2 separate regions of the Homo sapiens genome follow, and region 2 is linked to region 1. A link is an interaction called in ENCODE POLR2A ChIA-PET data of the cell type or tissue named here. Cell type or tissue: MCF 10A. All regions are shown on one strand. Links, peaks and the distances in the headings refer to the core of each region. The heading gives the core; the rest is flanking DNA.

Region 1 (15,579 bases), core at 2,464-10,463:
AGCTGTGCGTTCCTTCTTTATTTAACAGCTGATTGACTATGGCATGGAGTTTAGTAGATTGTGGATCAAATAAATGAGAACCATAAAATTTCCTCCCCAGGGACTAGGTTTTGATTATTTCATTGACCCTAGAACAAGAAATGTGCCCTCTGGACCAAAAAAAGAAAAAAAAAAAAAAAACTCCACGGCAATCCAAGGCCAGATGCTCCAGCCCAGGACTGATTCAATTACGTTTATTAAAAGTAAAATGGAAGGGGGAGCACATTTTTGGAGAATTATTCATATACCTTGATGGAAGAGGAATGGAGAATAATAGTCAATCCCTAAAAATTTGATAATTCCTGGAAAGTGAGTGTCAATTTGGCACTCTGGAGCTCAGGGAATTCCAGGAATTACAATAGAAAAGTTATATAAAAAGTACAGTGATGGTGAGGATGTGCTTTTATTTGGAAGGAACTAAAAGCCTTGTAATTCAGCTACTACCAAAACTTAGTGCTTTCTAAGTGGATGAACATCACATTAGAGAATGTACAATGTAACAAGCAACCTGTAAGCATTTTATCTGTTCTCTGTTCTGGAAAATTCTGTGTACCGAGTGCCTATAGTGTGCCAAGCAATAGAAGAGGGAATGAGGTGAAATTAAGAGTCTGTTTGGGTGGAGCAGGTCTAGGTCAGAAGTCTACTTGCTACCCGTGTAGCCCTGGGAAAGTCACCTAGTTAGAATAAACTTATAAAAAGGGCAAAATAATATCAGTTGCTTAGGACCAATGCCTTTGGGGATGCTTGCCCAGCCATAGCCTCACTTCTCAAAGATCCACCTTCCAAGCAGGGAGGGCTGCATGGCCATGCAGTCTGCTGTTTCACAGGGGGTGAGTCACTCAGAACAAATGTTCGGTGGAGTCATACTGCTTGTCCTTGAGCCAAGATACCAGGCCTCCCCCCGGTGATTCCCTCTTTTTGCTCAACATTTTCTGAGTGGTTTCTGTAACTCACAATCAAACCTCCAGCAAGCTGCCCTTTGTTAATGTAATTGGAAAATAAAAGAATAAAATGTGTTTAGTAGCGTTATTCTCCCATGTTGTCTGTCAGATTGAGACGGACATCTGGCCCAAGATGGGCCTATCCGTATGTCTCTGTTCAGCGTTTGGAATTGGGGCCTAGAGGCTCTGGTTCATCTTTGTAACCACCTGAAGGAAGGTGAGGAAACCCAGGAGCTGTAGGGCAGCCATTTTCTACCATGTGTAGGGAGAACCAAAGAAAGCTCCACTGCAGGTCAAGATGTGAGAAACAGAAGCACAGAGAGAAGCCAAGATGAGAGGCTGTGGCCTAGCTGAGGGGTCAGTGGAGCCGATGTCTCTGTTTCCTATGACGCTGCAGCCTTACTTCCGGTTCCTCCTGGAGTGGAGCTGTTCTTCCTATCCTCAAGTTGTGAGGTCCCCGTGTCTCTCCCCCAGCAACTCCCTCTTTTACCTGAAGATAAATTGGATGAGTTTCAGTAAATCAAACCATCTCCAGCCTACCGACCCACTCCCTCATGAGTTGTAGCTATGAGCAAATGAGCCAGGGTGGCATGGGATGAGCATTTTGTAAACTTCGAAGCTCCCAGCGACCATGATGATCCATTGATTATTTTTTTTTTGAGACGGAGTCTAGCTCTGTCACCCAGTCTGGAGTGCAGTGGCGTGATCTCGGCTCACTGCAAGCTTGGCCTCCCAGGTTCATGCCATTCTCCTGCCTCAGCCTCCTGAGTAGCTGGGACTACAGGCGCCTGCCACCATGCCTGGCTAATTTTTTGTATTTTTTTTGTAGAGACGGGGTTTCACTGTGTTGGCCAGGATGGTCTTGATCTCCTGACCTCGTGATCCGCCCGCCTCGGCCTCCCAAAGTGCTGAGATTACAGGTGTGAGCCACTGCACCCAGCCAATCCATTGATTCTTTACCAAACCATGCTGGGAAGTAACTGTGAACTGGTAACCTCTTTGGTTTTTATTTTAAAATTTCATTTATCAGGTAACATTGTTCATCCAATTTTCTAAGGTGGAACTTGTGTCACATAGCAACAGTCTCAAGTCATGTATCTAAATTGTTTAAGTGTTCATGGGGAAGATGCCACATTAATCATATAATTTAGACTAATGTGAATATTTTATAGGGTTATACATTTCAAAGAAAGTAGAGCTGTTTGTTTTTGAATTTAAAATTAGATTTATGGATTTGAGGAGCACATACAAAAAATAATCGGATTCCTTGTGGTTCGAAACTGTAAGGTTGAAACAGTTGAAAGCAACAGAATTAGTGGACAGAAAAGAAAAGGTAATTCAAAGATAAGGAATAGAAGGTAAATACTAACAAACTTGGAAAAATATTTATAAATGAAACAGCTTGGATTTGGCAAATAAATGGAAAAGTATAGGAAATGAATGAAAGCATAAAAATATCAAGAAACAGGTGGGAAGAGCCTAATAAATTTTATTTCTTGACGTGCTCTTATCTCATTCTATTCATTCATTCATTTACCCTTTCATTTTATGTGACCTTTGCTCTTCTAGGTGCTGGGGCCATGGTGGTGAACAAAATAAAGTCTATGTTTTCATGAAGCTTACTTTCCAGTAAGGTTAGAAAGAAGTTGAAGAACCAAAAATGTGTAGACTGACGGGAAAGGGAATGGAAGGGAATAGTCATTGAACCGACATCTCATTTCCCTTACAGTGTCTCCACCACTCAGAAGGTGCCAAGTACCATGTGGATATTTTACCTTCATTCATTATGTCATTCAATCCTTATCACACTCTGAGGTAGGCAGGATTTCAAATGCCCATAGGGGCCAGCGGACTATGCAAAAGTGTATGGAGGCAAACTGGACAGCACTAAGTCTTCCAAAGGGACATCTACTGCTCAGCTACAGCTAGCTGTTGCCATGTGAGAGCAGGAGTTCACTGCTGCTAGATCTTTCCTTTTTCGAGAAAAACCTCAAGTCCATTTTTATGTGAAATCTGATTTTTTGAAAAGTTGGGTCAATTTAAAATCTCTCTGTAGCATTTGTGAAATGACATATGTATAAGATCATTACAAAACAGTTGTTTGTAATAGCAAGAGATTGGAAACAACCCAAATGTCAATCAACAGTGGAATGTATCAGCAAATTGTGGTCCATCTTACATAACTACTCTACAGCCTGGAAGAGTGGCAAAGAAGCTTTTTATGCAATAATATGAAACAGACTTCACAACATTGTTAAATGAAAAAAGCTAGGTGCACCTTTGTGTGTAATATCCTACCATATGTGTAAAGGAATGGGAAAAATATATGCATATATATATATATGTGCACACATGTATGCATTTGTTTGTATATGGAGTTTCTGAAAGCATATATGCATATGAACATATATTTGGCAAGTAGATAGAAACTATATATAAATGGACTATATATGTATGTATATCCATGCACATACCTATCTAGATAGATAGATCGATCAATAGATAAACTACTAGTATTTGTTGCCTCTGGGAAAGGAAACTGGATGGTTGAGTGATGAAATGGGAAAAAGACTTCTTTTTACCTTATCCTCTTTTGTATTGTTTGAATTTTGGGCCATGTAAATGTATTAATATTTTACCAAACAGAAGCTTTGGGAAGGGCCTGTGAACCATGAGAGACCGTTAGTTGTTTATTCTGGATGTCAGAAGTCATCTGAGTAGTTTGTGGCATTACTGTGATAGTCCAAGGGAGTTCAGTCACTCTGGGGCAGGAATCTCTGGTCTAGAACACACATAGAAGGTGAATGTTCTTCATTCATACTGAAGGTGATGGAGATGTAGATCTCTGCTCTTCCACCTCTCATGTGGATTTCAATCAAATTAAGATTGATTCCAGAAATCCTGTTCAGCCTGGACCTGCCTGGAACCTGTAGGGGAAGGTTGAACCTGAAGTTGGTCCCAGAAAGTCTTTGCTGGCTGTCAGGGATATCCTGACCTCTGGCAAAGACTCTATCTCTTTATCTCTTAACATTGTCATTAGGTTGGAGAAATTGGTATATTCATTTCCAGAAGCCCTTGGTCCTTTGTGGGGAGTTGGAGTGTTTGTTGGACCCTGAAACTGATAATATAGCATTATCTTGTGTTTTAGCTCTCTTAACCCCCAGAAGGAAACTTGGAGGACATAGAAAATTCATGCGTCTTAGAAGTAGGTAAGGCTAGAAGCCAGTCTGGGCATCCTCAGATCACAATTCACACACCACAGGGTTGTCTGAGATCCTGCAAGAACAGGCTGGGGTTCTGCTTATGTCTGCTGAGTTCCAACCAGCCCTGGTCACCACAGCGAGTTAGCAATTGCCTCTGTCTATGTTAGAATGGCATGTGCCCGAGGCAAGCCCCTATTTTCTCCTCTAACTCAGCCTTTACTCAGCAACCTCTCCTTTATTCTCTGTGGCTAAAAGATCTCAGCTTGCCTGGTGGCTTATGAAAAAGACCACTTGTTGCGATCCCGTTTGTCTCACTTCTGGGTGCCATACATGTCCTTTATAATACCAGGGACAGCTATCTGCCAAAACATAATGGGCATTTCTTGATCTGAATATAGTTTAGGTTTACTTAGATTTTCGCCACTTTGGGGTGTGGTATCTCTGGCTTTTACTGCAGGGCCTGGCTGCTGTCAGCTCTTTCTGGAGCTCTTAGGATCTTCTCTGTGCCCTGACATGTTCTGCATCAGTCAACATCTTAACAGGAAGCAGAATGCCATTCAGACATCCAGCTGAAGAGTATTTAATGAAGGGACATTTTGCAGAGTTATGGGCAAGGTTAAAAGGACCTTCAAGGAGGCTGAGGCACCTATAGAAGAGTAACAGGGAGAAGCCTTTACTAACCCCAGTCCTGGAAGGGCAAAGGAGGGGAGTGCTGTTACCGGAGGATGGTGAGAACTTGAGCCAAAAAGGAGTAGCCTCCCACCCCCACCGCCACACTTGGAGCTGCAGTCAGAGAAGGATCCAACCCCTGCCAAACCCTGACGTGAAAGCAGGGAAGGAGTGGGAACGAACATTCCCAGCCCTCTCCCACCCTGCCGTTCGCCATTCTGCCAGTGCTTCCTATTGGCCACACCCAACCGAAAGCCAGAGAGCAAAGAGGCTTCAGCAAGGCAGACTGCAAAGGCAGCTTCCGGGTGGCAGGAGAGAGACGGCAGGGCAGCAAATGGATCAGAAGTCAAGATGGCAAGTGGGGCAATGAGCACAGCTGTCTAGGGACTGTCAGTGCCTCCGTGGGACCACCACTGTATCCAGAGGTGTCCTGAGTGGAATGTGAGACACATGGGTTCCTTTGGAACTGTCCCATGGCATGGGGAGTGAGGTGGGGGACACTGCCACTTTCCTGCCTTTAAAGTATCTAGTCTTGGCAGCCATTCCCATGGAATAATTTCCCTATTACTTTTTCCTATGAATAATCTACCTACCTTCCACTTTTAAAATTTTTAATTTTTTTCTTTTTTAAAATTTGAATAATTTTTTAAAAGCCCTCAAGGTTGACAAGGACTAGGATTGACAGTACTATGGCTTTTAGAAATCCCTGTTGTCCATTTAAATTTTAATGTTTCTATCATTTGTTCCTCAGTGTAAATTAACAGCCATGGCAGTGTGTTGGGTTTCTTTTCTGAAGTCGAGACTTTAAATTTAATTCAATAGCCGAGATTTACGGCGCTTCTATATTTCACACGGCAGAATCAATAATGTGACTGAAGTGAAGAAGATAAAAATTTATGGTATCTTGCAATTTAATGGTTGAAAAGATGCAATTGGAGAGATCATAAATTGTGAAGGAGTTTATGCTTCATTGCTCCTGATTCAGTGCTTGCTGTTAGAACTTGATTTGTGGCTATTCACAAGGTGTGATTAATGATGTGATCGATGCTTGCTTCAGTGCAGTAAAGCAGTTGTAATGCTCTTCATTAGAATAAATAAAATAAATTGACTGAAGCTTTATAAAAACTGTGTAACATTTAAAATCTAAAATGTCAATTTTTTTTCCTGTTACAATTTAGGTTTCTTCAGGCAGTTTCCACCTACATCACATCACTCATTGTCATTCTTTTTGGATGTTATAGAAATCCATGTGGGTTTGGGTAAGCTTTATGCAAAGCTCACTGAAGGGGAAAAGAAAGAGTTGAATAGGACCCGCAAAGCTGGGATATTGTGGCGGCTGTGCTTTTCCGTCCTCCTAATGTGCATTTTATCCTTCTTAAACACATGGAGTTAAAAGAAATCAACGCGGAAAATGACCCTTCTATTCATACATTTGCTAAAAAACAATGAAAGTGGATAGTTTTTATTTTTTAAGTGGGGTAGATACATACGCATCTCCATTGCCAGGGCCTGAGAGGGCACAGGCACACCCTTCAGACAACGTTGCTTTAATGTGGAGGTTTTGTTTGACATGCTTCTATTGTCAGCTCATGCTATGACTCAGAAAAAAATGAGCAAGCACAGAAGGGGTACGGCAGTCTCAATGTGTTTGCAAAGAATAAAGTAAGTCTAGATAATGCCTGGAGGGCCTTGGTGAGTCACTTGGGCCGGGAAAAGTTGCCTTTTTACACATGCGTAGAGATTCTTGCCAATTTGGGAACTTATTTATCACAATTGTAAACCAGCTGCCTTTGTTTCAATAACAATTTCTGACATTTATTACTGTCAAAGAAAACTTTAGGCATGTCCCAGAGAGAGGTACATGTCTCCAGAGGATACATTTGCTGGGTTCATTTCCTGCGATCATTTCTTCTTTTTGTAAATGCAAAAAGTTGCAAACAAGTGGCATGGTTAATCTATGGACTTAGATGGTCCTAACTGACTTGTGGGTGCTCCAATCCCAATACTAGTTGCAATTGTAGATTTACACAAGGCCCTGGTGTTGGCAAGCCTTTGTAATATGTTTCCATGACTCAAGCAGATTCCATTAGGATGAGTCTGGAAAGGTTTGGTATGGTGGCAGCTTTTGTTTTCCCTCCATGTCAAGGCCTGAAAGGGGTGAAGCAGCCTTGGGGGTGAGCCTCCTGGTTTTTTGCCTTTGACACCAAATTCATGTTCCTTCTTGTCACTTTGGGGTTCTGCAGGAGGATAGGGGTGGTGTGGGGAGGAATGCAGGGGGCAACCCATACATGGTAATTCTCAACTTTAAAGTATCAATTAAACTGGCTTCTCAGATTTTCCTCGTTTCCCTTAACGGATCCTTAACTCACTCTGTGTTTTCTGAATGATGAAGCACCTTGGTGTAGTAGAGACCTAACTTGCAAAAATACTTCCAGTAAAGAAAATGTGGTACATATATGCCACAGAATAGTATGCTGCCATAAAAAAGAAAAAAAGCATGTCCTTTGCAGCAGCATGGATGGAGCTGTAGGCCATTGTCTTAGGTGAACTAAATCAGAAATAGAAAACTAAATACTGCATGTTCTCACTTATAAGCAAGAGCTGAACAATGGACACATGGACATAAAGATGGAAATAATAGACACTGAAGCCTCCAAAAGGGGGGAGGTGGGAGAGAGTGAGAGTTGAAAAATTACCTATCAGATATAGTGTTCACTATGTGGGTAATGAGTACACTAGAAGCTCAATCCCTGCTAGTATGCAATATAGCCATGTAACAAACAAGCACATGTACCCTTGAGCCTAAAAAACACAACACAACAAAAACCCCAAAATACTTCCAGGTTGTCCGCATTTGGCAATCCTCAGTTCAGTGAATTTCCTTTTGCATTGGCATCTGGATGCTAAACAGGAAAGGGAATTTTTAAAGGTTTACAATATTATGTGCACTTGAGGGGCACTACCTGTTTGGGGGTGTAGGAGCTGGAGGATGCAAAGAAGGATTGATTAAAAATGAAAGGAGAGAGTAGGAAGAATGAACAGAGCTTGAATGAAACAGAATTATTTATCTCTGTGGGCTAGATTTCTGGGGGCTAATGGACATTAAGGGGTTGGCGGAAACTGAAGACTGTGTTATTTCATGGAGAACTGTCCTCGAAGTTGGAGGTGCAACAAGCCTCTAGTGTAAGCCTCATGCGAGTAAGGTCGTGTCTGATTGTCCTATCCATGTACCAGTGTCTAGAACAATGCTTGGCACCTACACCAAGCACTGAATAAATGTTCATTTAGCTTATGGTGTGAGGCAATGAATACATCTTTCTAAAGACTGTAGGCAGACCGAGCAACTGAGAAAATGTCAAGGGCCACCACTGAAAGCTTTACAAGTAAGAGCCTGTTAGGATGGCGAGGGTCTGAGGAAATTTGGAGAAAAAACCCTCAGCACAATCTTTAATAAGCGTCTGCGTCATCCCGATGAACGACTGTTGTGGTTTGGATGCTTATGGCTTTGATCTACCTTTCAGTCAACATATATGAGCAGTTTGGGGGGATAATAGAATGAGAATTCCCAAAATATTGTTGGAGGAGAAGGGAGCAATAGGTGTTGGCAGGGAAATTCCAGCCCAAGTATATAAATAACCAAAGGGAATTTTTTCATCAAATTGTGGGAAGCGGATGAACCAACCTCTCTGGGCCTGTTTTCCTATCCGTATTGGGGGCAAGGTGAGAGAAGCCGTAAGATGTTCCCTGGGGTTTCTTTCAACTCTGTGCTTTTTATGTTTCCTACCCTTGTTCTGTATCCTAAGCCCTTCTCTGCTACACAAAGATATGTCGTTATTTTTCTCTAAGGCTTTTTCCCCTTGACTTACCAAAGCACTGCTAACATATAACAATTCTCTTTTTTTAAAATAAGTTTTTTTTTCCTTCTTTTTTTTGAGACAGGGTCTCACTTTGTCACCCAGACTGGAGTACAGTGGCATGATCCTAGCTCACTGCAGCCTCGACCTCTTGGTTTCAAGCGATCCTCCTGCCTCAGCCTTCTGAGTAGCTGGGTCTGCAAGAGCGAACCAATATATGACTGTCTTTTTTTTTTTTTTTTTTTTTTTTTTTTTTTTTTTGTAGAGATGGAGTATACTATGTTGCCCAGGCTGGTCTCAAAATCCTGGCCTCAAGTGATCCCCTGGTCTCAGCCTCCCGAAGTGTTAACATTACAGGTGCGAGCCACTACTCCCAGTCGACATTTGTCAATCCTCCAACACGCAATGATACCTAGTAAAATGGACTGGTGTTTATGTATGAGATTTACAATTAGAAAAGAAAAACTTTAAATTTGGTATTAGCTAGACCTCCTTTCTGGAGCGGGGCAGCCACTGCCCTCCACAGGGAGGCTCTTCTGCTACTCCTGGGCATCCCTCGGTCCCCTTCCTCCCTGCACCCTGGCCTGCCACCACTGTGAGCATCTTTGTCCATGTCCTTCCTAGAAAAGGACCAGGCTTCTGCCTTGCCCTCTGAATCCAGTCCAGGAGAGGAGGAAAAGGCACAACCGCCCCAGTTTTGCCACAACTCGGCTCAAGCCAAAACCAAACTTTGAACATGAGGTCCTTTCACTTCTCTTTGCCCCAAATGCAGAACAGAATTTTGGCTTGATGTTTGCATCGCCCACTGAAATGTTTTATTTTGTTTTTGTTTTACTCCCTTAAAATATGTACACCCCGGCCCTTCATTTAAGCCTCCATCTCTAGTAATAAAAAGAACTGCCAAAGCTTTGTTTGTTTTTAAGATATCAGAGATTTCAGCGTCAGTTTGCTTTAAGGGATCAGAGCTGACCTATCTCCCTTTGACCAGCACACTTCAAGCACGTAGCTCTGATTAGGGCACAGGGTTGAGCCTCAGAAGGCCTATCTGGCTTTTCCAGAACAAATCTCAGGAATCTATTTTTTCTGCACCACTTAGGAAAATCAGGACTTCGGTTCATAGGTTTTGTAAATATTGAATTTTAAGTTTCTAGCCTGATTTTGTGGTAAAGAGAAGAGAAATAACTATAGTTTACAGCTGAAATTTGGTCTTGGGCTCCATTTTATGCTGTCTTCAGTTTAGATGTCTCATGGAAAATAAAGCAATTTCTTGATGGCTAATGTTTGTGGGTATGCAGAAATGAAACAGCCACACTACTACCTTTCTAATCATTTCCCCTTTCTGCCATATTTTGGAGCTGGTAATTATTCCAAGGTCAGTGAGTGTGATGTTAACCTGTCAAAGGAACTCAAGAAAAAAAGACTGCTATGCTCTCTGAAAATATAAAGCACTCTCTAAATGTTTAATAATAAAAACACTTCGTCACCAGATCATCTCTATTTTCTTTTTCTCTCTCCTCCCTTTGAATTTTGCTTACAGTTATATAGAATGTCATGAAAATAATAACTTTGCAAAGCACTCCCAAGTTTACCATGTACCTTCCCATATGTGATCTCATTTGGAGCTCGTAACAGCTGGGTGATCTCTGGTGGTTTATTAGACCCATTTTGCAGAGGAGAAGACTGAGGGATAGTCAATGGCTTGACCCTGTCCTGCTTGACCCGGCCAGGCCATGGCTGCCCCAGGACCCAGGTGAAGTTCTCCAGATCACCTGTTAGTGTTCCCTGACTGGCACAAATGCATCCCTCTGCATTGGAAACTACAGTCTGATTCTGTGTAAAGTCTAGCTGTGGGACTGCAGAACAGAAATCCAGTCTGCTACCTTTTATAAATCAAAGCAATTCTTTTACACAGTTTTCCCAGAAGGGTCAAGCCAACTCTCCTACAAACAGCCATCTTATCAAGTGCTTTCTGAAAGAATGTATCAGTCCCTCTGAGACCTGAGGTGACAGTTCACTGCGATTGCTGTCCTGCTCCCTCACAAAGTTGTCACGATTTAGGGGACAAGTAGGAGAGGAAGAAACAGTCTTCCTCATTCAAAGATTCCCAAACCGGTTCTACTTACGCTGTTTAAGCTTGCCAAACTTCTGACCCAATGCACGAGAGCGCTTTAGGTCAGGCTGATAGGCATTTGTGTACCTTCTAAGGGTGAAGACCCTTCCCTTTAACCAATCTGTGCTTGGGATTGCCATGTTTTCCTACACTGATGAAATAGAAGCTTTCTTTGTAAGTCTATTCTTACTCCCCATTTATCTTAGAAATGAAATTGCAAGTTCATTTTCTTAGCACCCTGTACCACCTACATTCCAGTGACCCCATTATATAAGGCAAACTGGATCTATACATCTCCTAAAATAACAGCTGCGTCAGGGCTGTGAACAGTCACCGAGAATCCCTCCCCGTCCTGCTTTCTCTGCGTGGCCAGCTGATGTATGGAGGGCAAAGACCGATGGGAAACCAGCCTCCAGGCTGCTGTGTACAGGCCCTGCAATAAGGCTGCTCTCATTAAGCCTTTGGGCTCCGCTGAATGGCTGGAGGCCTTCTCAGGAAGCTGCTTAGAAGATTGCTGAAGGACTCCTGCTGTTACATTTAGTTGAGTTTCTTTCCTTTTTCTCCAAGTTATCCCCTTATTAGAGAATCCTGTAAAACCAGGAGGAAGGAGAGGCAAGTTTTCTGGCTAGCTTATAGTCCTTCTGTCTCTCATTAAGGCCTCTTGGTCTGCGTATTCTGTGATGTGAACTTGTGAACTCAGTACTGCATACTTCACCAGCATTGCAAAACCAGCACTTAAAGATATCAAGGACCCAACAGCAGCTACCCAGCTCTCAGGAGGCAGGAACAAAAGCGCAGCCCCATTGTACTCTCCTGTCTACTTGTCCCTTTTTTTGCAGCTCACAGTTGATGGCATTTCAAGGAATAGGAATTGGACTATGGGATGCATTCTTACCCATCCTTGAGTTCCATGTATCATGGGTGAAGAGTACCTTTTTGGTTTCTGAAATGAATTCTGAGCACTTAGAGACAGGGAACTGGGTTTTACAAATCAGTGATGCTTTGAGTCTATAGGAAAACCCTCAGGATTACAGTGCTGAACACGGTCAATATGGGGCAATTAGGAATAAAGTAAAATAGAAGGAAGAAGGATTCTTTCTTAGGATGGCTCTGAAGACCTAACTACTGTGGTGGCGGGAACGGTTGGGGTTGCTCAGTGGGTGGAGGGTGGGAAATGTGTCATCTCAGACCTTTCATTCACTCTGGCACCTGCGACTCAGTCCTGGACTTGGCTCTTACGTTCCATCCCTGTCTTTCTGATGCAGCCTGCAGGACTAACCTGGTATAACTATGATCATGAGGCTTACTACTGATGACCCTAAGTATAGGATGGAGGTCATCAAACTAGGCCCCCAAGCCAAACTCAGCTGGCTCCCTGTTTTTGTAAATAAAGTTTTATTGGAACACAACTAGACTTATTAGTTTAGGTATTGTCTCCGGCTGCTTTCACACTACAATGGCAGAGCAGGTGCAAAGCCTGAAATATTTACTCTGTGGTCCTTTATAGAAAAACTTTGCCAAATACTGGAATAGGGACTGCCGAAGGGCAAGATGTGCTTAATGGATTTAGAATCAAGAGATGAGATATTACAGGTATGATGGCTTCAGAACAAATTACCCCAAAACTCAGTAAATGGCATAAAACAACCATTCCTTATGCTCATGGATTCTTCTGTTCAGGGTAGGGCACAGTGAGGATGTCTCTGCCTCATAGTGTGGAAGACTCGAACAGGGTTCAAAAGATAGTGCCCTTCAGGTATCTCTCTCTGCAGTCTCTCTCTCTCTTTCTCTCTCTCTCAGTGCCACATTTGTGCAATCAGCAGCACACACAGGAGCAGAGTTCATTTGAGACAGGATGGTGGGGAAGGGCTCATGGAAGAGATGAAACTTGAATGTGGCCTTAAAAGATGTGACTGGACAAAGACAAATCCACTGAGAGACAGAGACAGCATCACTTCCGTTGCAATCTGTTGGTTGCAGTAGTTACAAAGTTCCATCCAGGTTCAAGAGGAGACAACATAGACCCCACTTGTTGATAGAGGAATGTCACTGCCTCATTTTAAGAAAAATATGTTGGAGTTTTATATATGTGTATACCTCTATCTTTGGAAAATCTGCCACTTGGGGTAGACCTCTGACCCAGAGAAACTCTGTCTTCACACTACTTCGTCCTCATTGCTGGCCTTCTTTTGTTCCCCACCCATGCCTACTGAATTCAGAATGTCCTCTCCCTGGACTCTCTGCCTGCAGTCACTTGCCCCTTACAGCCTAGACTATATAGCCTATGGATATAGGCTATATACACATCTTTCTCTGCAGAGCCACTGGTTTCCTCTGAAGCTTTTGACGCCTTCCCATTCTTAGCCAGCTTTCAGCATCCTCAGCCTCTGGACTTCCCTTAACTCTCACGCCATTGTGTTCCCGCCGTGGACTCTCCCTGCAGGCTCTTCAGGGCTCCCCAGTAGACCCTAGCCACATGGTGCTCCTTCTCAGTTGGGGCCTCCTGCCCCAATGTCCTCTGCCCTCTCTGGATTTATCTTTGTCCAGTCACATCTTTTAAGGCCACATTCAAGTTTCATCTCTTCCATGAGCCCTTCCCCACCATCCTGTCTCAAATGAACTCTGCTCCTGTGTGTGCTGTTGATTGCACGAATATGGCACTTAGCAAGTGCTGCCTGGCTTATGATGAGGAGCCTGACTCCTACTTCTTTGTATTCCTCCTGTGCTTCCCCAACACCATGTAAGCATTTCTTGATGTTGATCTGCATGGTACAGGTTGAGTGTCCCTTATCTGAAATTTGGGACCAAATTTTTTTGGATTTCAGATTTTTTCAGATTTTGGAATATTTGCATATACACAATGAGATATCTTGGGGATGAGACCCAAAACTAAACACAAAATTATTCGTGTTTTATATATGCCTCATACACGTAGCCTGAAGGTAATTTTATACAATATTTTAAATAATTTTGTGCATGAAATAAAGTTTGTGTACCTTGAACCATCCAGAAAGCAAAGGTGTCACTTTCTCAGCCACCCATGGGGACAATCTGTGGTTGTTTGGCATCACCATCATTCGTGATTCTGGATTTATATGCTCCTGATAAGCAATCATTTTCTTACATTTATTTAATTGTAAGTACTTAACAGTAAAAAATATGGCATACCATTAATACAGTGAAAAGATAATGTGTTCAGGGTAACTCAGCAGCACAGCAACATCACCAGAATACCCGTGTCAGCTGTTAGAAAACAACGACAACCAACAACGGCAGGCTTTCAGTCTCCATCTATGATGCTGGGCTTTGAATAAAAGATACACTGTATTTTCTTTTCTGGTGAGAAGAAACATCAGGAGTTGAGGGACCAGGAAGTGGGTCCTTTAGGCGTGGGGAGGCATTCTGCTGGATGGCTTTTTAGATGTTTCCTCCAGAATCATCAGCCTCATTAACAACAGTTTTTGTCTTAGGAGTTTCTCTTTGATTTTATAAACTGACATTTTTTTTTGTTCTGCAATGAATGCATGCTGCTCTAGTCCTTCCATAAGCCCACCACACATTTTCAGCATGTGGTCTATAGGCAATTCTGCAGAGTTAACAAGGTCGTCTCATCATCACTATTATCATGATCACCTTGATTCAGAACCATTTTGGCCGTTTAACCACTGGTCAATGAATGAACAACTGGAGCCTCATTATTGATGTTAAAAACTTCTTTGATACCCGCTTCTTCCAGCTTGCTGACAGACTCTGAGGTATGTACCTTGCATAAGTAAGGGGGCCAGGCATCTTTTTTTTTCTCATTAGATATACAGAATCCTTCACAGTTACCACCTTGTCCATCATGATCACTCAACATAATTGCACAGACAGAAGTTGTGCCAGACATGCACAACTGTGTCTTTAGTCACTGTGTTTCAGACCTTGGTAAGAGTAGATATGGCATCTTTCATGCTAACTTCTTTTGAAAACCTTCCACACTCATGCCTCTGTTCACTGCTGCTAGCATGCTGTTCAAGAAAGTGTATTTTTGTATTTACTCTTCACTGATCCCAGGATACCCTGGTTACATGGCTGAGTTAAAGAAGTCACACTGGGGGAAAATACATGGCATCAACATTATTTTTATGAGAATTTTAGCTGGAGGATGAGGAGAACGATTGTCAAGGAATAACAAAATCTTGCAGTTATCATCCAGCCTGGTTTCCCTGCAGTGAGCATGAGTCACTGGTACAAAATGTTTATGAAACCAGTCAGAAATGATGTCCCTGGTGATCCACGCCTTTTTGTTAGTATAATAATAGACTGGTAAGAAATTCATTCCTTGAAAATACCAAGGATGCAAGTTTTTGCTTATCATGGCAAGTTTACACTTAGTGTGCCTGCCGCATTATCACATCCAAACACAGTTATTCTGTCCTTAGCATTCTTAATTACTTAGGCACTGTCTCATCAGTGGTAGTCGGTGTCTTTCCGTGACAATAACACCAAAACAGTGATGTTTCGTCAGTGTTATAGACTTGCTCTGGCATCAGATTTTCATTAGCAATGACCCTGGCAAACTTGTTAATAAATTTGTCCGCTTCTTTGTGATCAACAGATGCTTTGTCACCACAAATCTTTACAAATTTAATGCCATGTCTTTTCTTAAACCAGCCTGTTGAATATTCACAGTTCCCTTCAATTTTGAGTTCATCATGGTGTATCTTCTCTTGTTTCATGATCATCATACCATTAAGAGGCCTAGTGACTCCGATGAATCC
Region 2 (15,579 bases), core at 1,899-9,898, 410 kb before region 1:
TTGAGCTACCATATTTCCATCGTAACAGCTTAGCTTTTTACCCTAGCAAATACGTAGACACGTTTTCTGTACTCGTTTCCGTTATACTATATTTGGAGTTTATAACTCCTGTTGTGTTATGAACACAGCTTTATAGAGTGGAAAGAGCTTTTGATCAGATCTGGAATCAGATTCCACTTCCGCCACTTAGATGTCATCTTGTGTGAGTTAACTCTTCCGGCCTTATATTCTTCCTATGTATAATGAAGATAACGCTAATGTGTGGATTAAATGGCCTAGTATCAAAGGACTGAGGAGAATTCCAGATATAAGCCGCTCAAGAAATGCCAATTCCCGTACAGTTCTTTTTAACATCACCTAAAAGGAAGCACCATTAACAGGCCCAATCTTTATATATAACACACAAGGAAATTACGGAGCATGTTTTTCTGTTACTTTACCTACCCTGAGGAAGAAATGTTAATATTTTAACGTTGCTAAAGAATACTCTGAAAGGAAATTTGGGTATTGAGTGGTAAGTGTTGACATCTTGCTAATAACACGTCAGGATTTCAGGTAAATCACTGAATTTTCAGACTGAAAATGTCGTTTGAGAGTATCTTGCTTAACTCATCTACTATGAAAGAAGTTACTGAGAAGGCGGAAGATTAAGTGGCTTACCTGAAGTCACATAGCTAGATTAAATAATACTAACCACAATGACCAGTAGTGAAATAATAAACTGCCAAAAATTAATTTATAAATTAGTTATTTGTAAGTTGGAATTAATTTTCTCACAGAAAATTGTGATTAGACTTTCAGAGTAGCCACAAAATTCTATTGAACACAGTGTTACTGAAGTGCTTTAGGGGGTCTTGGACAACCAAGAAAAAAAAGAAAAAGAGTCAGGAAGTCCAAACATCTCAGCTTAACAGCTGATGATCTGGCTACAGCGTACGTCTCTGGTTTTCTCTGCCATTATTCATTTTCTTGTACAGATACAGATAAATTACCTAACCAAAATTGCAGAGCTAATTATTTCCTCTGTAAAAAAAAAAAAGATTGTCCATAATTTTAAAACCAGTACAGTATAGCATTCTTTGCATTGAATGATTCATATTGGCCTTAATGAATAAAACAAGGTTGGGTGAGTACAATGAAGATTCCATCAGTTTTGATCAAATAAGCTTGAAAATTTTCAGCAATTCATGATTTTCCCATTGAATCCTGCCTAGTACACTCAGAAGCAGTTTCTTTTTAAAAAAAAGTAAACGATTAAGGGTAAGTAGAGATGAGAAAACAAACATCCTTGTGGTTCTCTCTTTTTTTTTTAACCTTACTCTCTCTTCTCCAAATTATTAGTACCAGAAAAATCATAAAGAAGTACTCATCCTAAAGAAATGAGAATATTGAGGCTTCATAAACTGCATATGTTCAGTAAAATTTTAAAGATGTTGACTAGAAATTATATCAACATATAAAGTGCACACAAAAAAATTGTTCATGCTTAGAATGACCACATTTCACAATTGAACAGGGTATATTATTTCATACTATAATATTATTTCAAACTATAATAAAGAACTGGCTCCTGTAGAAGAGAAGGTAAATTATTTTCTATGATCCAAAGAATTGAAATACATATCAGTTATAGTAAGATTCAATTGTAGTAGCAAAAACAATTGGAAACTATTTAAATGTGCATCAATACAGGAAAATGGTGACATGTACTGTAATACATCCATACAAAAGAATACTGTCAGCCATTAAAAGAATAAAGTACATCCTTGGCTGGGTGTGGTGGCTAACACCTGTAATCCCAGCACTTTGGGAGGCTGAGGTGGGTGGATCACTTGAAGTCAGGAGTTCAAAACCAGCCTGACCAATATGGTGAAACCCTGTCTCTACTAAAAATACAAAAATTAGCCAGGCGTGGTGGTGCATGCCTATCATCCCAGCTACTCGGGAGGCTGTGGCAGAAGAATTGCATGAATCCAGGAGATGGAGGTTCCAGTGAGCCGAGATCACGCCACTGCACTCCAACCTGGGTGACAAAGCAAGACTCCATCTCAAAAAAAAAAAAAAAAAAAAAAAAAAAAAAAAAATAGAATAAAGTACATCTTATATGAGCTGGCATAGAGAGATTTCTTAATCACACTGCTTTGTGAAAAACTACCTTGCAGAACAATAGAGTGTGACCCCAGAGGTAACCTCAGTTAACTGGTATGTATCCTTCTAAATAGTTATCAATATATTTACAAATATGTATACATCTACATATTAATTGGATCATCCTATACATCTTGTTATGTAATTTCCTCTTAAAGAACTGAAGATTTGAAAGCAATGTAAAAATACATCTAGAATTATTACATCATATTTGATAACTTATTTAAGTTAAATGATAATTCATTTAAGCCAAGACTTAAGTGGAAATGATCCAGCCGTCAAAGCAAGTGTGGTGGGAGCCTCCCAGGCAGGAGGACCAGCAAACGTAGAGGCTGTGAGACAGGAAAGAGCCTGAAGCACAATGAGAGAGGGGGTCAGGCAGGACCTTGCATGTATGATAAAGAACTGGGATTTTACTCTAACTGAAATAGCCATTAGAGGGTTTTGAACATGAGAGCTAGACTTTGAAAAATAACCTGGCTTCCGAACCCCTCTGCCATCTTACCAAGTCTTTCCAGCCGTGAGAGTCCCCTGTGAGGACGAAGCTGAGGTGCTGGCTGACGTACAGAGGAGAGGAGGAGGAGAGGCTGGGGGAGCGGGAAGCAGGGAGGTCAGGGGCCAGAGAACTGCAGCCTACAGCCATGACTGTCCAGGGCAGCATGGCCTGATAGACCCTTAACGGGGCACATACATGTAATTTAAACGTTCCTAGCAACCGCATTTTTGGCTTTGGCTTTTTTTTTTTTTTTTTTTTTTTTTTTTTGTGACGGAGTCTCGCTGCGTCGCCCAGGCTGGAGTCCAGTGGTGCCACCTGGGCTCACTGCAAGCTCCGCCTCCCGGGTTCACGCCATTCTCCTGCCTCAGCCTCCCCGGTAGCTGGGACTACAGGCATAAGCCACCATGCCCAGCAAAACCACATTTTTGAAAAGAAACAAAATTCATATTAATGATTTATTTAACTCAATATGTCCAAAATGTCGTCATTTTAACATGTAATCAACCTAAAATTATTAATAAGATTTTAGAATACTTACTTTCATACAAAGTTTTTAAAACCTAGAGTATATTTTATTCTTACAACACATCTGGATTCAAACTGGCCACGTTTCCAGTGCTCAGTGACGTCATATGGCTTGAGGCTACTGAATTGGACAGTGCAGGGCTTTACTTTTCTCCTAAGAGACTTACACTGAAGCTTCATCCCCATCTGATTTCAACATGTCATAAAAAACCCACTCGGGCTGAGTGTGGTCACTCACGCCTGTTCCATTGTAGAGGACAAAAGGTACAACAGTTATAGTAGTACCAACGAGATTCACTCTCGAACTTAGTAGAAACAGAAAGATGCAACCTGATTTGCACTGTTCGCTGGAGGAAGGATTGAGAAGACATATTGATGGGCTGGATGCAAGTTGGGAAGGAAAGAATCAAGAATGATTTGTAGGTTTTTAGCCTAAGCACGTGGATGCATGGTGGTGCCATTGACTGAGATGGGAAAGACTTGGGAGTCAAACAGGTGTGAGAGTGTGTGCGGAGGCGGGAATCAAGAAACTGTTTTGAATGTAGATGACACTACCTGACTTCAAGACTTACCATAAAGCAGCCAGGGGCTGTGTCTCACGCCTATAATCCCAGCACTTTGGGAGGCCAAGGTGGGTGGATCACTTGAGACCAGGAGTTTGAGACCAGCCTGGCCAACATGGTGAAACTCCATCTCTACTAAAAATATAAAATTTAGCTGGGTGTGGTGGTGAGTGCCTGTAATCCCAGCTACTCTGGAGGCTGAGGTAGGAGGATTGCTTGAACCCAGGAGGCAGAGGTTGCAGTGAGCAGAGATTGTACCATGGCACTCCAGCCTGGGCAACAGAGTGAGACTGTGTCTCAAAAAAAAAAAAAAAGGCTGAGTGCAGTGGCTCACACCTGTAATCGCCTGTAATCCCAGCACTTTGGGAGGTCGAGGTGGATGGATCACCTGAGGTCAAGAGTTCCAGACCAGCCTGACCAACATGGAGAAACCCCGCCTCTGCTAAAAATACAAAATCAGATGGGCATGGTGGCGCATGCCTGTAATCCCAGCTACTCAGGAGGCTGAGACAGGAGAATCACTTGAACCTGGGAGGCAGAGGTGGCAGTGAGCTGAGATCATGCCATTACACTCCAGCCTGGGCAATAAGAGTGAAACTCAGTCTCAAAAAAAAAGAAAAAAAAAAAACTTACTATAAAGCTACAGTAATCCAAGAAAGTGTGGTGCTGGTGAAAAAATAGATTAAAAAAAAAATCAATAGAACAAAATGGAGAGCCCAGAAAAAGACCCACATAAATGTAGTCAACTGATTTTTGACAAAGGAGCAAAGGCAATAAAATGGAGCAGAGATAGCCTTTTCAACAAATAGTGCTGGAACAACTGGACATTCACATGCAAAAAACTAAATCTTGACATACAGACCTTACTCTTTTTACAAAAATTAACTCAAAATGAATCATAGACCTAAAGGTAAAACCCAAAACTATAAAACTCCTAGAAGATAACACAGGAGAAAACCTAGATGAGCTTGGGTTTGGCGATGACTTTTTCTAGATACAACACCAAAGACATGATCCACAAAAGAAAGAATTGATAAGCTGGCCTGCATTAGAATTAAAAACTTCTCTGTGAAAAACTGTCAAGAGAATGAGAAGACAAGCTACAGACTGGGAGAAAATATTTGCAAAGGACATATCTGATAAAGAACATTTCTGGACTGTTATCCAAAATATGCAAAGAACTTAAAACTCAAAAATAAGAAAACGAACAACCCAATTCAATGTCTTGAGGATAGGTTGGAGATGGCCATTAAACACTCTTGGGTAGATATCAGACTGGGTAGATACCAAGACCAATTGTTGTGTCTCAATTGGAAGCTCAGAGGAAAGTTTGAGGAAGCAGGTATATAAATTTAGAATCATTACTATATGGATATTACTTAAAACCTGAGGGCCAGAATAGCTCACCTTAGACAGGTGAGAACAGAAAGAGGAGAAGGCCCAGAAATGAGCCTGATGCAAAAGGTCTCTGGAAAGAGGAGGGGCCAGCAAATCGCAGCAAAAAAACTGCCGAGGCCGGGCGCGGTGGCCCATGCCTGTAATCCCAGCACTTTGGGAGGCTGAGGCAGGCAGATCACTTGAGGCCAGGAGTTCAAGACCAGCCTGGCCAACATGGTGAAACCCCATTTCTACTAAAAGTACAAAAATTAGCCAGGCGTGCTGGTGCACAGCTGTAATCCCAGCTACTCAGGAGGCTGAGGTGGGAGGATCCCTTGAACTCAAGAGGCAGAGGTTGCAGTGAGCAGAAATGGTGCCACTGCACTGCAGCCTGGGCAACAGAGCGAGATCTTGTCTAAAAAAAAAAAAAAAAGAAGAAGAAGAAGAAGAAGCCAATGAGAGAGGAGCAAACCCAGAGAGGCTAGTGTCAGAGCAGCTGGGAGACAGAAACGGTTTCAAGAAGACAGCAAATGTTGCTGAGCAGTTGAAAAAAATGAAGATGAAAGATGTTCTGCTTGAGGGTGGGGCACGGTGGCTCACGCCTATAATCCCAGCACTTTGGGAGGCTGAGGCGGGCGGATCACCTGAGGTCAGGAGTTTGAGACCAGACTGGCCAACATGGTGAAACACCATCTCCACTAAAAATACAAAAATGAGCCAGGTGAGGTGGCAGGCGCCTGTAGTCCCAGCTACTCGGGAGGCTGAGGCAGGAGAATGGCGTGAAGCCGGGAGGCGGAGCTTGCAGTGAGCCGAGATCACGCCACCGCACTCCAGCCTGGGCGACAGAGCAAGACTCCATCTCAACAAAAAAAAAAAGAAAAAGAAAACAAGAAAAAAAAAATCCAGCACGTTGAGAGGCCAAGATGGGAGTATCACTTGAGGCCAGGAGTTCAAGATCAGCCTGGGTAACATTGCAAGACTGTCTCTATCAAAAAATAAAAACTAAAAATTAGCTGGATGTGATGATTGTGCCACTGCTTTTCAGCCCGAGTGACAGAGCAAGACTCTGACTCTAAAAAAAAAAAAAAAAAAAAAAAAAAAAGGTGCTGCTGGACAAGTTCTGTTTAATTTGAAAGCAAGTTCAGATTACTCTTTTGAGAAGTTTTGCCAGAAAGGGGACAAGAGAAATGGAAATGGGGGAGATGGGAAGCAAAGAGGTTTTTTTGTTGGTTGGTTGGTTGGTTGGTTGGTTGGTTGGTTGGCTGGCTGTAGATTTTTTAGCAACGGAGCGTGCCGGGGCATGTCTGGATGTTGAGGGGAATGTTCCCGAGAGGAGGAGAGCTGGAGGCTGATGAAGCAAGAGGGAGAGGGGTGACGAAAGAGACCCAGTCCTTAAGAAGCTACAGGGGATGAGAACTGGAGCATAGGTGGAGGGACTGACAGTTGGTAGAAGCAGGAATGCTTCCAGTAAATAGGAGGGAAGGCAGGGCTAGATGTGTAGCTTCCATTTTCTCAATGAAATTGGAGTGAACGCCATCAGCAGAGTGGGTGTGGAAGGCGTGGGTGTGAAGGGAAAGGAGAAATTTTGACACAGCCCTCTTCAACGTGCCCTGTTGTTTTTTGTTTTTTGAACCTAGATTCCAAGAGCTAACACAGAACCCTGCAGGGCCCCCCGTTCATGAACGCTTTAGTTACTGGATTGTGTTGCTTTCACAGGGTGACAACATTTTATCAACCTGGGCGGTCTACAGCGCTTCCCAGTGGGGGTCAGTCCTAGGAGAACCAGGCCCTCTGACTCCTCTATGCCTGTTCTTTACTTTGCTCCAGGGAATAAAAAATACGAGGGTTTCAGTGTTCTCTCATTAGGCTCTGCCTTTTATCTTCCCATTTTTGTGATAAGATTCCTCAGTTCTTGCTCTCAAGAGGCCCGCCAAATCTGAGCAGTCTCTATTTGGGGCAACTACACTTCTTCGAGAAAGTTCCATCCCTTTCGTAGAATAGAGCAGTCCTGGCTGCTGATATCAATGATATAAATGGGACAGCGGCTGCGGAGAGTGACGTGTTTGGTTCCCGGCCTCTCACTGCAATCCTTTGAAATCCCATGGAAGTGCAGGCAACAGACCACCCCTTGAACTTTTGAGGCTCTTGTCTGAGTGGATTAACTAACCCTGTTTACTAATCTCTCTCTTCTCCCCCTGAGGATCCTTGTCTTTAGAATTCAGTGTTCTTTTTGCTTCAAACAAAGCCTCCAGTTTGCTGCTCTTCTGATCACAGCATGAGAGCAAGCTGATTTGCTTTGGTCAAATGTTGTGTGTAAGTGATTTCAGCCATTTGGCTTATTGTATTTGCGTCATTTTGGGGTGAATTCCAAGGACCTTGGGACATCATTACTTTAAACTTGAAAATAGATTTAATGAAGAACTGTATTTCTAGGGAAGAGACTTGGTCAAGTTTTATTTCCAAGGAAGGAGCCTATTCTGTGACTTAACTCCTACAAAGCCACGTAGGATATCTGGTTTGACTGAGGGCTTTATCCAATTTCACAATATAGCAAATGGAAGATGTATTTCCTTATTATGCACTCATTGAATAGTAATGATGAACTCAGGCATTGGGACCAGGGTCCCACCTTTCACCTGTTAATGCCTCCAGACATCACAAACACTATTGATTGTTTAACCATCGCCGTCTCACAAACCCACCACACCCCCCTTTTCCTTGCCAACAAAATCTCATTTTGCTCCATAGACAGCGAGTGTGCTCAGCTTCAGAAAATGAATCATTATGGCTCTAAATTCATCATGATATCCCACTTCTCCTTTGCCAGTGATAGGGCTAGGCAGGTGAGCCAGCTCTGGCCTGGAAAGTATGAGGGTCTGGGGAGCAGGCTTGGCAAAGCTTTGCCAGGGAAATTTTTCCTCCCTGATACAAAAAGGGAGACAAGAAAAGCTATCCATTTTGTCTCTTTTTTTTAATGTTTTGAGACAAGGTCTTGCTCTGTTGCCCTGGCTGGAGTGCAGGGGTTGCTCACTGCAACTTTTGCCTCCTGGGCTCAAGGGATCCACCCGCCTCAGCCTCCCAAAGTGCTGGGATTACAGGCGTGAGCCACGGTGCCTGGCCAAGCTATCCATTCACCCTCCTCCTCCTGCGAGGGCTTGGGGTGAATTCCAGGGCCCGCTGGACATCATTCCTTTTTTTTTATTTGAAAATAGATTTGATGAAGGACTGTATTTGGAGCTATGGAAAGGAAAACCGAGAGGCAGAGAAGCAGCCCCTAGACTGTTAGCCAATCCGGGTTGGAGCAGCCGCCCACAGACGTCATCTTTTGTGTAAGAATTAAATGCCCTCATGATTTCAGTCACTTGTAGTTGAATATTCTGTAACTTGTGGCTAAAAGCCTCCAGATACATCTGAGTTCACAGAACTTGCTATGCTCAAGAGCATATATAACTAACACCTTCATCCTGGCTTAGCAAAAACAATTCCCCATCCCCCACTTGGCTGTAAAGCTATGGTTCCTTACTAGCTTGTTAAGTACTGTTAAATACCGAAGAGTATTACAAAAGCAAAGTGTTTTCTAGAACTAGATTCTTCTGGTTTTCTAGTGCAGTTTGGCTAAGTGGGATATTAAAAATAAAATAATGTTTTAATAACTCATCTATAGAGAAGAGAATGTCAGTATTTCTAAACAACCATCTTATTTTATTAAAAAAATTTTTTAGAGACAAAGTCATGGTCTGTCACCCAGGCTGGAGTACAGTAGTACAATCATGGCTCACTGCAGCCTCAAACTCTTGGTCTCAAGTGATCCTACTGCATCAGCCTCCCAAGTAGCTAGGACTACAGGCGCATACCACCACCATGCCCAACTATTTTTTTATTTTTTTGTAGAGATGGGGGTCTTGCTATGTTACCCAGGCCGGTCTCAAACTCCTGACCTCAAGTGATCCTCCCACCTCGACCTCCCAAAAGTGCTAGGATTATAGGCATCAGCCACTATGCCCAGCCTAAATAGCTATTTTAAGGTTTTCTTCTTTAAAATGTTTTTTAAACTTTCTGGTTCAGAATTTGAGTTCTTAACTGGATCAAACTTTGAGAATTATTGGAAACCCACCATAAACAGTTACTCTTGCCTGAGGCAGTAACTTTTTTTTCTGTAAAAGCTCACCTGTATTATTAAAACCCAAAATATTCCTCATCCTTTATGGCTTGGCCTTTGTTAACCTTATTCGTCTATCACTTCAGCACTTTACCCATATTTATCACTGGAGGCTTAAATTTGTTGATATTTTTTCACACTTTTTGTCCTTTCCAGTTCCTTCATATCTTTACACCTTGTGTCCCTGAAAATGTGGGAATATGGCCAGACCTCATCGTGGGGACTGCTAAGTCAGTTTCACAGATGACAACAATGTGGAGAGTTACAGAATCAACTGATTTATCAGGTTTTCTGTTTTCATATCTTTTCCTGAGAGTACAATTAAGGCATTTATATTAAAATCAGTTCCTGAAATCCCCTGATAGTAACAAGCAAAAACAATAATAAAATAGCACTTACTCAGAGCCTAAAGTAAACCATGCAACAAGCCCAAATGAAAGAAGCATAACTTTTTTTTTTCATTCTGGGTTTTAGCTTCTAAGGTGATCCAGGCAGATTTAGTTATTGGCAGTGGATACAGGTTATTTGCTTAACTAAATGAATTAGGGGCAGGGTGTGGGGAAGAAGGAGGAGAAAGGAGGGTGATAAAAGAACACTGAACAAGTTAGGACGGAACTTTTACAGTGCAGATATGCAGGCTGATGAGCATTTCTGAAAGTAGCTTAACATATTTTCAGATTCCACATCAAGTACTGATTGCATTAAGCAAGATGAATAATTTATCTCCTTCATCACTAGAGCAAAAACTGATAGTGTAAAATTTATTATATTTTTTTTTTTTTTTGAGACAGGGTCTTGCTGTGTCACCCAGGCTGAAGTGCAGTGGCCCCCATCACAGCTCACCTCCTGGGCTCAAGCGATCCTCCTGTGTCAGCCTTCTGAGTAGCTGGGACTACTGGCGCATGCCACCATGCCTGAGTAATTTTCGTATTTTTGGTAGAGATGGGGTTTTGCCATGTGTCCCAGTCTGGTCTCAAACTCCTGGGCTCAAGCAAACTGTCTTCCCCTGTCTCCCACAGTGCTGGGATTACAGGCATGAGTCACTGCACCCAGACTGTTCATTAGATTTAACAAGTATGCATGAGCCCAGGCCTGCACCAGGCAGTAAGGACTATTGACCTACTGAAACCCAGGCCTGTAGATCAGAGATTTAAAAGTTGTTTCAATTTTACTGGAGATTCTAATTCAGGGAGGGGATTGAGTGATGACATGGAGAGGCCATGTCATTGGAAGAAGAATTTATGAGTTGTATTTGCCAAGGGATGAGGGCACATCATGCATGCAGGGCCACATGGGGAAGCACCAGGTTAGGTCAGGAAGGAGAAGTGGTGAGAAGAAAGCCCAGGCCACAGCGTTTATTGCGGTTGCCTTGGGAAAAACAAGGCGGGGCAGGAGAAACAGTGTAGGATTGGCTATTTCAAATAATTTGGGCAGGCTCTGGGCTATAGGAGTGGTCTGTAGTTGTCTGGTACCTGGCCCTGGGTGATTTCGGGCAGAGGAAATACTGGCTGGTGTGTAAGAGTGAGATAAGGAAGTGTTTGGGAGTATGGACTCAAATGATTGGTTAGAGGGTTTGTAATATGATTTTTGTGCATCTGGGAAACCTGGATTGCAGAGGAAATAGAAATAATCATGGCCATTAATTTGGCCTTGTGACTAATGAATACCAAACAGACAAATACAGAATCTAAGAAAACACAAAACAAAAGTCCACATGATCAGAGCGTCTCAGTGAAGATGAATCATCTTACATAAACACACAGCTTAGAAACTGGCCCATGCACCAGGCAGCACGTGGAAAAACAATTAGCCACATGGCTATTCCATGTCTTCATTCTAACAATGTGTAGTGAAGCATTTGGTCTTGCCCAGAGGGTGATCTGGCCTTTGCCCTCAGCTTCTGGGATTAACCTCAGTCATAACTTATAAGAGTATCTTGGTTTAGGGGATGAGATAACCACACTGGATCCTGGGGTACATACTGGCCATGCCAGAAAGACCCAGCAGTGTGATTTAGGGTGAGAATTTGGGTCATGTAGTGTCAGCTGACTTTCAGAATGAGATCAGCCATGTGGGCAATCAATAAACCCATCAGGCCTACAGAATGAAGCTCCAATAAAAACTCTGGACACTGAAATTTGCTTGTACCTCTTTGGTTGACAGTACTCAAGGTGTATCCTCACACACAGATGCCAGGAAGGTAATGTGTTCTAACTCCACAGGAGAGGACAATGGAAGCTTCATGTTTGATAAGCCTCCCAGACTGCCCTGTGTGTCTCTTTCTTTGGCTAATTCTAATCTGTATCTTTTCTCTATAATAAATCAAAACCATGAGTATAATAGCTTTCAATAAATTCAGCGGGTCCTCCTAGTGAATTATCCAATCTGAGAGTAGTTTGGGGGAATCCCCCAAAGTTGAGGTCAGTGTCCAAAATGAAAGCAGGGTTAGGAATTGTGACCTCAGCCTTTGCAGTTTGGCTGACTCTGGGCTTTATTTTTTAAAAATAAAACCAAAAAGAAAGATATTAGGTAAAAAATGGAGGGTTCTCCTCCCTTCCCTGGCTTTCTCCAGAGGATTTCTCTGTTAACTGTTTCCTTCTGGTTTATCTTTCCAGACATTTTCTGTATAAATATAAACATGTATGCACAGTCTCTTTTTAAATCATAAATGAGATTGTGCTCCATAGCTTTCCCTGAAACTTCCTTTTATCACTTCCATGTCATGAGTATTTTTTGTGTCAGCACATCTGGACCTATTCCTGAGCTTTTTGATGGCTGAGTGATATTTGTTTGTAAGGCTGAACTCTCCTAAGACAGGAACCAAGTCTAAGGGATCTTGAGAGATCACGTGACTTCATGTGCATAGAGCTCCTAGAAGAATGCTGGCACAGAATAAGCAGGCACCACGTGTTTGTTCTCATTTATTTGTTTATGTAGCCAGCCCTCTCTTGTGTACATTGAGATTTCTAATTTTCCCATTATTCCCAAAAGGCTGCAGTGAATATGCTTGAGCTTCTACATATACTTTCACATTTAGGATAAATTCCTGGGAATGGAATTGCTGGATCAAAGGGTATGCATTGCTGGGTGGTGTCAAATTGCTGTCTGAAACGGTTGTACCATGGCCGGGCACAGTGGCTTATGCCTGTAATCCCAGCACTTTGGGAGGCCAATACAGGCAGATCACTCGGGGTCAGGAGTTAGAGATCAGCCTGGCCAACATGGCAAAATCCCATCTCTACTAAAAATACAGAAATTAGTTGGGCATGGTTGTGCGCACCTGTAGTCCCAACTACTTGCGAAGCTGAGGCAGGAGAATTGCTTGAACCTGGGAGGCAGAGGTTGCAATGAGCCAAGATCATGCCACTGCACTCCAGCCTGGGAGCCAGAGGGAGATTCTGTCTTAAAAAAATAAATACATACATACATAAATACATAAATACATAAATCAAAACAAAATAAAATAAAATAAAATAAAATGGTTGTACCAGTTAACGTTCCCACCTCACCCCATGGTGTGCTCGATTCCCAGACCCCCAACTACTGAGCATTATCAACCTTTTTAGTCTTTACCAATCCAATCGATTTTTAACATTTCAATCTCCTTGTGGTTTAGTTTGCATTTCTTTACTGGTGAAGTTGGCTATCTGTTTTATATATTTGTTCATTTACTTTATTGAACTTTTTTTTTCAGGCTGCTTGTTCGTGTACTTTAATATTCTATTTGGTTTACACAGATTTCCCCATTCCATTGGAAACTGATATCTTGAGCGAGATTCAGGCAACATGAAAAGGTACCGGGATGCTTTCCCAGCCATCATTTCCATGCCATCGTGACTTCCACTATGTTTTAAATTTCCTTAAGGAAACAAAGCAAAGCAAAATGAAAAACAGTGAAGACTGGAAAGAGGGATTAATTTTCTCTGGTTGGTTGAGGAGCTTTTATTTGTTTGTTTCCTCCTCTCATCTAAATAGATATCCTTTATTTTACCTTTATTTTAGGAGTCTCTCCATTGCTCCAGTGTGGAAACCAACCCACCAGGAACTGAGTTATTTTATTCTTTAATTTAAATCAATCTGACAAATAAATATCCTTTAATTTCTCAACCCAGCATAGATGATGGTATGTAACAGACTGGTAAACCACTTTTGTGTTTTGGTAAATTTTTTGCACTTTTATAAGGCTGAATTTCCTTACCAAAAGTAGTTTGTTTGACTTACATGTTGTTTTAAAGATATATCTATTTTTTTATTTTTAGGGTTTTTTTTTTTCAGAGATGGGGTCTTGCTGTGTTGCCTAGTTGGGGTCTTGCTGTGTTGGCTAGTCTCCAGCTCCTGTGCTCAAGCAATCTTCCCACCTCAGTCTCCTGAGTAGCTGGGACTATAGGTGTGTGCCACTGTGCCCAGCTAAAGATGTATTCTTGATTTTCAAGTGCATTTCACATTTTGCAAAGAATATTTGCATAAACTCCTCAAGAATTTGGTTTCTTCAAAAAGGAAATGGCCGGGCACGGTGGCTTATGCCTGTAATTCCAGCATTTTGGGAGGCCAAGGCGGGCGGATCAGGAGGTCAGGAGTTTGAGACTAGCCTGACCAACATGGTGAAACCCTGTCTCTACTAAAAATACAAAAAAAAAATTGCCAGGCATGGTGGTTTGCACCTGTCGTCCCAGCTGCTAGGGAGGCTGAGGTGGGAGGATCACTTGAGCCCGGGAGCAGAGGCTGCAGTGAGCCAAGATCATGCCACTGCACTCCAGCCTAGGTAACAGAGCAAGACCGTCTCAAAAAAATAAACAAAAAACAAAAATGGAGAGAACCCAAGATGTGGTCCTGCCTTTCTTCGAACCTCCTTTTCTTCTAATATTGACCTCCTAATTGGGGGTCCTTGTTTGTCAACTGTACAGCCTCCTTCTTTCCTCCTCTCATTTCTCAGAACTTGTGACAGTTGGTATATGGTTCATACATACTGGTTTATTTCACAGTTTTACATATTCAGATCCATCTTTTCTCCCCTGTGAAGTTATAAAGCTCTTATAGATTAGGTGCTGTATTAGTTATACAGTGCTGCATAACAAGTCACCCCAGATTTACATCTTCAAACAACAATAACATTTATGACCTAGCAGTTTTTGCAAGCCAGAAGTCGGTGGAAGCAGCTCATCTGTGCACAGCAATCCAAGGGCCGGGCTGGAGCTGCAGACAGTACTCCCGAGGTAGCTCACTCTCGTGACCGCAAAACTGGAGCTACTCAGTTTCTCACCATGTGGACTGTTTGGTGGAGCTACTTCCCAGAGCCACTCAGGAGCCCTCATAACATGGCATCTGGCTTTCTCCAGAGTGAGTGACTCAAGCAAGAGCAAGGCAAAAGCCATAGGTCTTTTATGGCCCAGGCTCAGGAGTCAAACACTGTCATTTCCAAAATATCCTATTGGGTACCTACATCAGTTCTCCACAGGGTCATGAATACCAGGAAGCAGGAATCATTTGGGGCCATCTTAGAGGCTGGTTACCACAGGGACCCTGTCTTTTATTCCTTCTGTATGTTATGCCATATAGATCAGATTCTGGCATAGGCATAATCAACCCGAACTATGCAGAAATATCATAATGAATCAAGAAGCAAATTCTGCCGGGCGCGGTGGCTCATGCTTGTAATCCCAGCACTTTGGGAGGCCGAGGTAGGCGGATCACCAGAGGTCGGGGGTTCAAGACCAGCCTGACCAACATGGAGAAACCCCATCTCTATTAAAAATACAAAAAGTTAGCTGGGGATGATGGCACATGCCTGTAATCCCAGCTACTCAGGAGGCTGAGTCAGGAGAATCACTTGAACCCGAGAGGTGGATGTTGCGGTGAGCAGAGATCGCGTGATTGCATTCCAGCCTGGGCAACAAGAGCAAAACTCAATCTCAAAAAAAAAAAAAAAAAAAAGGAAGCAAATTCTTTTTATAACTCATGACTGTGAGTAAAAGGACCAGTCTTGGGTCAAGTTGCCTGGGAGACATCTCCAAGGCAGACACTAGCATGCAAGAAGTTTATTGCGGAAAAGAACCCTTTGGATCACCACCGCTTGTTGGGGAGCGAAGGAACTAGTATTGGGATCAGGGAATTGTGGAGCAGCAAAGGCCTCAGCCAATCCCAAGGAAAGCTCTGGCGCTAGGATGGCCCATCACAGTATTTACACCATGAAAACTGGCAGTGCTACAAATCAGAGTTGTTGTTATTTTTAGACACAGGGTCTCGCTCTGTCACACGGCTAGAGTGCAGTGGCACTATCATATTAATAGATCACTGCAGCCTGAAACTCCTGG

Evidence for each region. ChIA-PET counts read pairs that join two places held together with the same protein. Peaks named below come from ENCODE experiments on the same cell type or tissue, not always from the same donor. Only the 100,000 strongest peaks of a DNase experiment are listed, where the experiment ranks them.
Region 2: POLR2A ChIA-PET joins it to region 1 with 5 read pairs; 1 of 35 experiments calls an interaction of 5 or more read pairs at or near these places.

What each region holds. Positions count from the first base shown.
Region 1 is chr2:173,643,827-173,659,405 of GRCh38, reverse strand. No RefSeq gene overlaps it. Among named protein-coding and RNA genes, the nearest start is that of CDCA7, 300 kb to the right of the region's middle. In MCF 10A, for the core only: no CTCF peak of the experiment used is centred there; DNase peaks (open chromatin) are centred at 3,125, 6,495 and 6,915.
Region 2 is chr2:174,054,777-174,070,355 of GRCh38, reverse strand. LOC105373746 (a long non-coding RNA gene) reads left to right here and starts at 7,725. Exons shown (of 3, transcript XR_923589.3): 1 at 7,725-7,952; 2 at 8,322-8,438; 3 at 9,425-9,606. RefSeq lists an enhancer at 6,842-7,461. In MCF 10A, for the core only: no CTCF peak of the experiment used is centred there; a DNase peak (open chromatin) is centred at 6,465.